Regions from separate parts of the Homo sapiens genome. Here region 1 is linked to region 2. A link is a loop called in an ENCODE intact Hi-C map of the cell type or tissue named here. Cell type or tissue: prostate gland. All regions are shown on one strand. Links, peaks and the distances in the headings refer to the core of each region. The heading gives the core; the rest is flanking DNA. Region 1 has its middle 14 kb from the start of LINC00365. Region 2 overlaps LINC00544 (long intergenic non-protein coding RNA 544).

Region 1 (2,914 bases), core at 161-2,660, 150 kb after region 2:
TCTCATCTGGAAGACCCTTCATCATTTGGCCTTGACACACCTGTTCGGCTTCACCTTCTGCCACTCCACTCCATGCATGCTTGTAATAAATGAATGCAGCCATGACTTTGCACAAGCAGGTCCTTCTGCTTAGATCACCTCTCCCTTTACTTTCTTTCTACACACCACACACATGTGCATGCATACACACACACACCCTCCACATCCTCCTGACAGACTTCTACTTATCTTTCAAGATTGTCTCAAACAACACAGCAGAGTTGCTCTATATCTTCCCCCATGCATCGAGGCTGCGTGTCCATACCTCTCTGCCCCTGTTAGCCACACTAACCTGTGCATATGTTGAGAACACGCCTGCGGCAGGCCCTGTGGACAGGTGCTCTGGGGTAGCCATGGTCCTCCCTTGCCCTCAGAGCTGGGTCCTTTGTGGCAATGAATCATGCCTGCCCTGAATCCTTGCAGCAATTTCCTCCCTCAGCCAGGTGTTCGTCCAGGGTGTTATGTGACCTGATTTGGCCAGTGAGCTGGAAGAGGAGGCCAGCTTTTGCCTGGGAGATGGATGTTTTCACATGCGAGTGCGATGCTCAACCCTGCAGGGGTCATCTTGCCACAGTGAGTGACCTGAAGAGTCTCAGAGACACCAACACATTGTTGAACTGCTGACACAATTGTGGAATCCCTTACCACCACGCTTCTTGTTAAGTTTGGTGATAAATATCTATATTATTTAAGTAATTGTAAGTTAGAAACTCTGTTCAACACAGTGCCCACCTCACATTACTGTTATGGAGATTGAGTGAGGCTGTGGCCCTGACTGAGTGAGTTCTGATTGCTGAGTGCCGAGAAAAAGTGCCAAGGCTGGGCTGACCAGAACAGCTCTGGACTGCTTCACAGGACACGTCTGTGACAGAATGGCCTAACATTTCATCATTATGCTAACCCTCACAAAGATCTGTAAAGTACCTACTGTGTGAGGGTGGCCAAGTTTGACCTGAGTCAAGGATTCCTAACTTGACTAGAAGGTAACTCCATGTTTTATTAGGTTTGGGCTGTTATAACAAAGTACCATAAACTGGATGGCTTACAAACAACATAAATCTATTTCCCACAGTGCTAGAGGGTAGAAGTCTGAGATCAGGGCACCAACATGGGGCTCTCTTCTGGGTTGTAGACAGCTGATATGATTTGGCTGTGTCCCCACCCAAATCTCATCTTGAATTGTAGTTCCCATAATCCCCACATGTCATGGGAGGGACACTGTGGGAGGTAATTGAATCATGGGGGCAGTTACCCCCATGCTGTTCTCATGATAGTGAGTGAGTTCTCATGAGATCTGATGGCTTTATAAGAGGCTTTTCTGCCTTTGCTTGGCAGTTCTTCTTCCTGCCACCATGTGAAGAAGGATGTGTTTGCTTTCCCTCCCACCATGATTGTAAGTCTCCTAAGGCCTCCCCAGCCATGCTGAACATGAGTCAATTAAACCTCTTTCCTTTATAAATTAACCAGTCTTGGGTATGTCTTTATCAGCAACTTGAGAATGGACTAATACAACAGCCATCTTCTCTTTGTCTCCTCATATGACAGAAAGAGGGCAAGAGAGTTCTCTGGGGTCCCTTTTATAAGGGCATTAACCCCATTCATGAAGGCTCCACCCTCATGACCTAATCACCTTCAAAGGCCCCACCTCCTAACACCATCACACTGGGGGTTAGAATTTCAACACTTGAATTCTGGGGCAGGGGACAGGACACAAGTATTCAGTCCATAGCACCTCATGAAGGTATGTCTCTTCTAATGTTTCTTATTATTCTCCTCCCTTGCTCTCTTTTTATTCTTTTATTTTTATTTTTATGGTTTTGAGACAGACTCTTGCTCTGTTGCCCAAGCTGGAGTGCAGTGGCAAAATCTCGGCTCACTGCAACCTCCACCTCCCAGGTTCAAGTGATTCTCCTGCCTCCGCCTCCCAAGTAGCTGGGATTACAGGCACCTGCCACCACGCCCAGCAAATTTTTGTATTGTTAGTAGAGATGGGGTTTCACCATGTTGGCCAGGCTAGTCTTGAACTCCTGACCTCAAGTGATCCACCCGCCTTGGCCTCCCAAAGTGCTGGGATTACAGGTGTGAGCCACCGCACCTGGCTGCTCTCTTTTTATTAAAACCAAAACACCTTAAAAAGGTGGACATCAGAATGTAATGTTGAGCGCCAAAAGATAGGAAAAAAACAGTGTTTTCCCTACTCTCACTCACTATTCAATGCAATTCTGACACCAGATGTATAGAGTTTTTTCCCCGCACAAAACAAAAATCAGTTCTGCAGTGGACAGCAGCCCAGTGTTCTATAATTCAATTCAAGTCTGATCCTATCTACCTGGAGAAAGCATCTAATCCCACAGGTTGAGGGCTCAGTCCCACAGGACTGCCCCCACTGCAGATGCCAATCGCAAGCCCAAGTTATGGCCTGAGCTTCCGATGGACCAGCTATAGATTTTACAAGTCAGGGTTCCCAACACTCCCTCCTTGGGTTTGACTAATTTGCTAGAGTGATTCGCAGGACCCAGGGAAACACTTTACTTATGTTTACTTATTTATTTTAAAGGATGTTACAAAGGCTACAGATGAACAGCCAGGTGGAGAGATGCACAGGGCAAGGCAATGCAGGAAGAGCTCAGAGCCTCTGGGCCACCATCCCCCAAGAGCCTTCATGTGTTCAGCTCTCTGGAAGCTCCCTAAATTCAGTCCTTCTTGGTTTTTCTGGAGACTTCATTACATGGACATGATTGATTACAACATCATTAGTTGGTGACCAATTCAGTTCCTCCCTGCCCCATTGATGGAGGGCATGGCTGAGAGCCCCAACCGTCTAATCCTGCCTTGCTCTTTCTAGTGATCAGCCCCATCCTGAGGCTACCTGGGG
Region 2 (2,914 bases), core at 94-2,593:
GAGACCAGCCTGGCCAACATGGAGAAACCCCGTCTCTACTAAAAATACAAAAATTAGCTGGGCGTGTTGGTGGGCGCCTGTAGTCCCAGCAACTTGGGAGGCTGAGGCAGGAGAATCGCTTGAACCTGGGAGGTGGAGGTTGCAGTGAGCCAAGATCACGACATTGCACTCCAGCCTGGGCGACAGAGCAAGACTCCGTCTCAAAAAAAAAAAAAAAAAAAAAAAAAAAAAAAAAAAAAAAGCGAGTAGTTTATTCCTTTCCTCATCACCCATGTCTCTTTTTGACACTCTTGAATCCCTGTAATGCATTCTCAAAAATATTGAAGATCTCTTCAGCTTCTTTTCTTCCCCTGCCTTCACCAAGAGGTCACACATCATTACTGGCAGCAAATGGATCCCATCTGTACTACAGAGGTCAAAGATTTCAGTCAGTGAGTTACGGACACCGTCGACGAAAACAGCAGCCTGTCAGGGAATCACGTAATGATCACAGCCAAAGGAAGCCCTGTCCTGGGAGTACCCTGCTGATGCCTCAGCTTCTTGCTTCTAAGCTCCTGGCCCCATTTGGTCTGAGGCAAAGAACATTGAGATTGGTGCCATTTATTTTCATTAACGTGCAGAAGAGGCGGCAGGAGTTTTGGGAGACCTCTGAAGAACCATTAGTTGGGGTGAGACTAAGACCATGCTTTCTACTCTGGAAACTTGGTCTGCAACCGGTAAAGTAAGGTCTCCCAACAAATGGAATAATGTGCCGTGTGGCTATGATGGGTGTAGATAGATAATCAATGCTCAGCGCATTTTCCCCGGGAAAGGTTTCCAGGATGGCTTTTAAGGAAAGTAATGAGCTGTTTGTTCCCTGGTTGTAGGAGAAGAGGGTGTTTGTTGATCACACATCTTTTTAATTAGTTATAGACACAGATGGGTTTTTTTTCACGTTTTTCTGACATATACTTACTTATCTAATGAAAAGTGCCCAGCATAAAAATGCAGGAGACAGACTTCCTTAGCCACCAGAGGCATCTTCCCTGCTTCCATATTATTGGTTTTAAAGTGACCTGCCCTGAAAGAGACCATCTCCAAAGCCCTGAAGGTCGTCCATAGATCATTTCAGCCTAACAGGCCATTTATTTCCATACAGATACAACACCAAGTGAGGTGCTGTATGTGGGCCAAACATCACAGGTGTCAAGCAAGATGTATGTTAGGTTGTGTTCATCCCATGCATATTAGGGCTTTGTGGAACAAAATGCTTCTCTCCTTCAGCAGCAAAGTAATTGTGCTTAGACAATCTGTTTGACCTTCTCTGAGCCCCAGCTTCCTTATCTATAAAAAGACGTCTGGACTGAATGTTCCCAAGTTCCTCTCTGCTCTAAGCTCGCAAGCTGAAGTTTGTACACAAAAGCAGGACCTCTGCGGAGGAGCAAAAGTCTGCTCCACACCTACCTGATAACCCTCCTTGGTGCTCTTGGCTTCAGAGTTTGTTTCGATCCCCTCTCTTGTCTGACTGGAACAGTTCGACTTTTGCTACAAGCTGCAGCTCAAATACCATCTCCTCTCGGAGGCCTTTCTAGCTCTGTTCTTTTCCACATGTGTGTGTTTGGGCAGACACACGTATCTGTCAGGGTCCCTCTAATTCTAAAGAATCTGAACAATCTGTTTAATTCTAATGGGGCTCCTAGAGGACTTCACACCACCTGAATTTCAATGGAGTCATCACTGCACGGCTAGTGATTGGGTTCAGGACATGCTATGCAAAATACGGCACCTTGGCATTTAAGAAAGCAGCAGACACAGTTCTCTCTGACCTTCTCCTACTCTTCTCCCCTGAAGCATGCCATCAATGACTAAAGGAAGTAATAAGACCCTCTTGTGATGGTACCCCCCCTCCACACCTGGAGGAAAGGAATGTCCCTATCTGAAAACTCGGGGACACATAGAAGAATCTGAGCAAGTAGGCCTGACTAGTTCTCCTCAATTAATAACCATTAGTAGGGTGGCTCACGCCTATAATCCCAGCACTTTGGGAGGCCGAGATGGGTGGATCAACTGAGGTCAGGAATTCGAGACCAGCCTGGCTAACACTGTGAAACCCCATTTCTATTAAAAATACAAAAATTAGCTGGGTGCCATGGCACGCGCCTATAATTCGAGCTCCTTGGTAGGCTGAAGCAGGAGAATCACTTGAACCTAGGAGGTGGAGGTTGCAGTGAATCAAGATCATGCCACTGCACTCCAGCCTGGGTGACAGAGTAAGACTCTGTCTCAACAAAAAAAGAAAAAAAATTTATGACCATTAGATCATGCCCCTTTGTCCAATTACACTTATCCATTGTTGTCCACTCTGCATCAAACCTAACATAAAAGACCTTCCTTCGGGGGTCTTCCTTGCTGAAGACTTCTGTGTCGCATAAAACTTACACTAAATCAATTTGTATGCTTTTTTCTTGTTGCGCTATCTTTTGTTACAGGGGCCTCAGCCATGAGCCTAGAAATGGGTGAGGAAAAGATGTTACCTTTTCTCCCCTACACTGGTTCTTAGCATCAGCAAGAGAGTAGGGCAGAGTTGGCACATAGGCAGAGTAGCCTTCGAAAAGCCCTTCTCCGTCCCAGGTATTACGATGCTTTAGGGAGAGTGTTGTATGAAAACTGCTCATACATCCAGAATTATATCAGTTCCACAAGGTACTGGCACAAGAAGAGTCGTGGAAGACTGACCTGGCCATGGCTTCTCATGTCCCAGCTCAGGACCTGCCACATCAATTCTCCCTTTCCTCTGGCCGTCACGTGTGGAGTGAAATTCTCAGAAGCGGCTGTCCCTGTGCACCTCTCTGGCTGTGTCCAGGTTAGTGCTCTTCTGCAGCTGCCTCGTGGCCAGTCCCGAGCCTCAAGGCTGGGGCCTATTCATCTTTAGTGG

The links. Hi-C counts contacts between places; a loop is a spot of excess contacts. Peaks named below come from ENCODE experiments on the same cell type or tissue, not always from the same donor. Only the 100,000 strongest peaks of a DNase experiment are listed, where the experiment ranks them.
Region 1: it touches region 2 in a loop (2.3-fold over the local background); 4 of 110 quality-filtered maps call a loop at or near these places.

The regions. Positions count from the first base shown.
Region 1 is chr13:30,093,852-30,096,765 of GRCh38, forward strand. No RefSeq gene overlaps it. Among named protein-coding and RNA genes, the nearest start is that of LINC00365, 14 kb to the right of the region's middle. In prostate gland, for the core only: no CTCF peak of the experiment used is centred there; no DNase peak of the experiment used is centred there.
Region 2 is chr13:29,944,930-29,947,843 of GRCh38, forward strand. LINC00544 (long intergenic non-protein coding RNA 544) reads left to right here. Exons shown (of 5, transcript NR_033889.1): 4 at 2,674-2,842. Among named protein-coding and RNA genes, the nearest start is that of LINC00544, 9.9 kb to the left of the region's middle. In prostate gland, for the core only: no CTCF peak of the experiment used is centred there; a DNase peak (open chromatin) is centred at 1,345.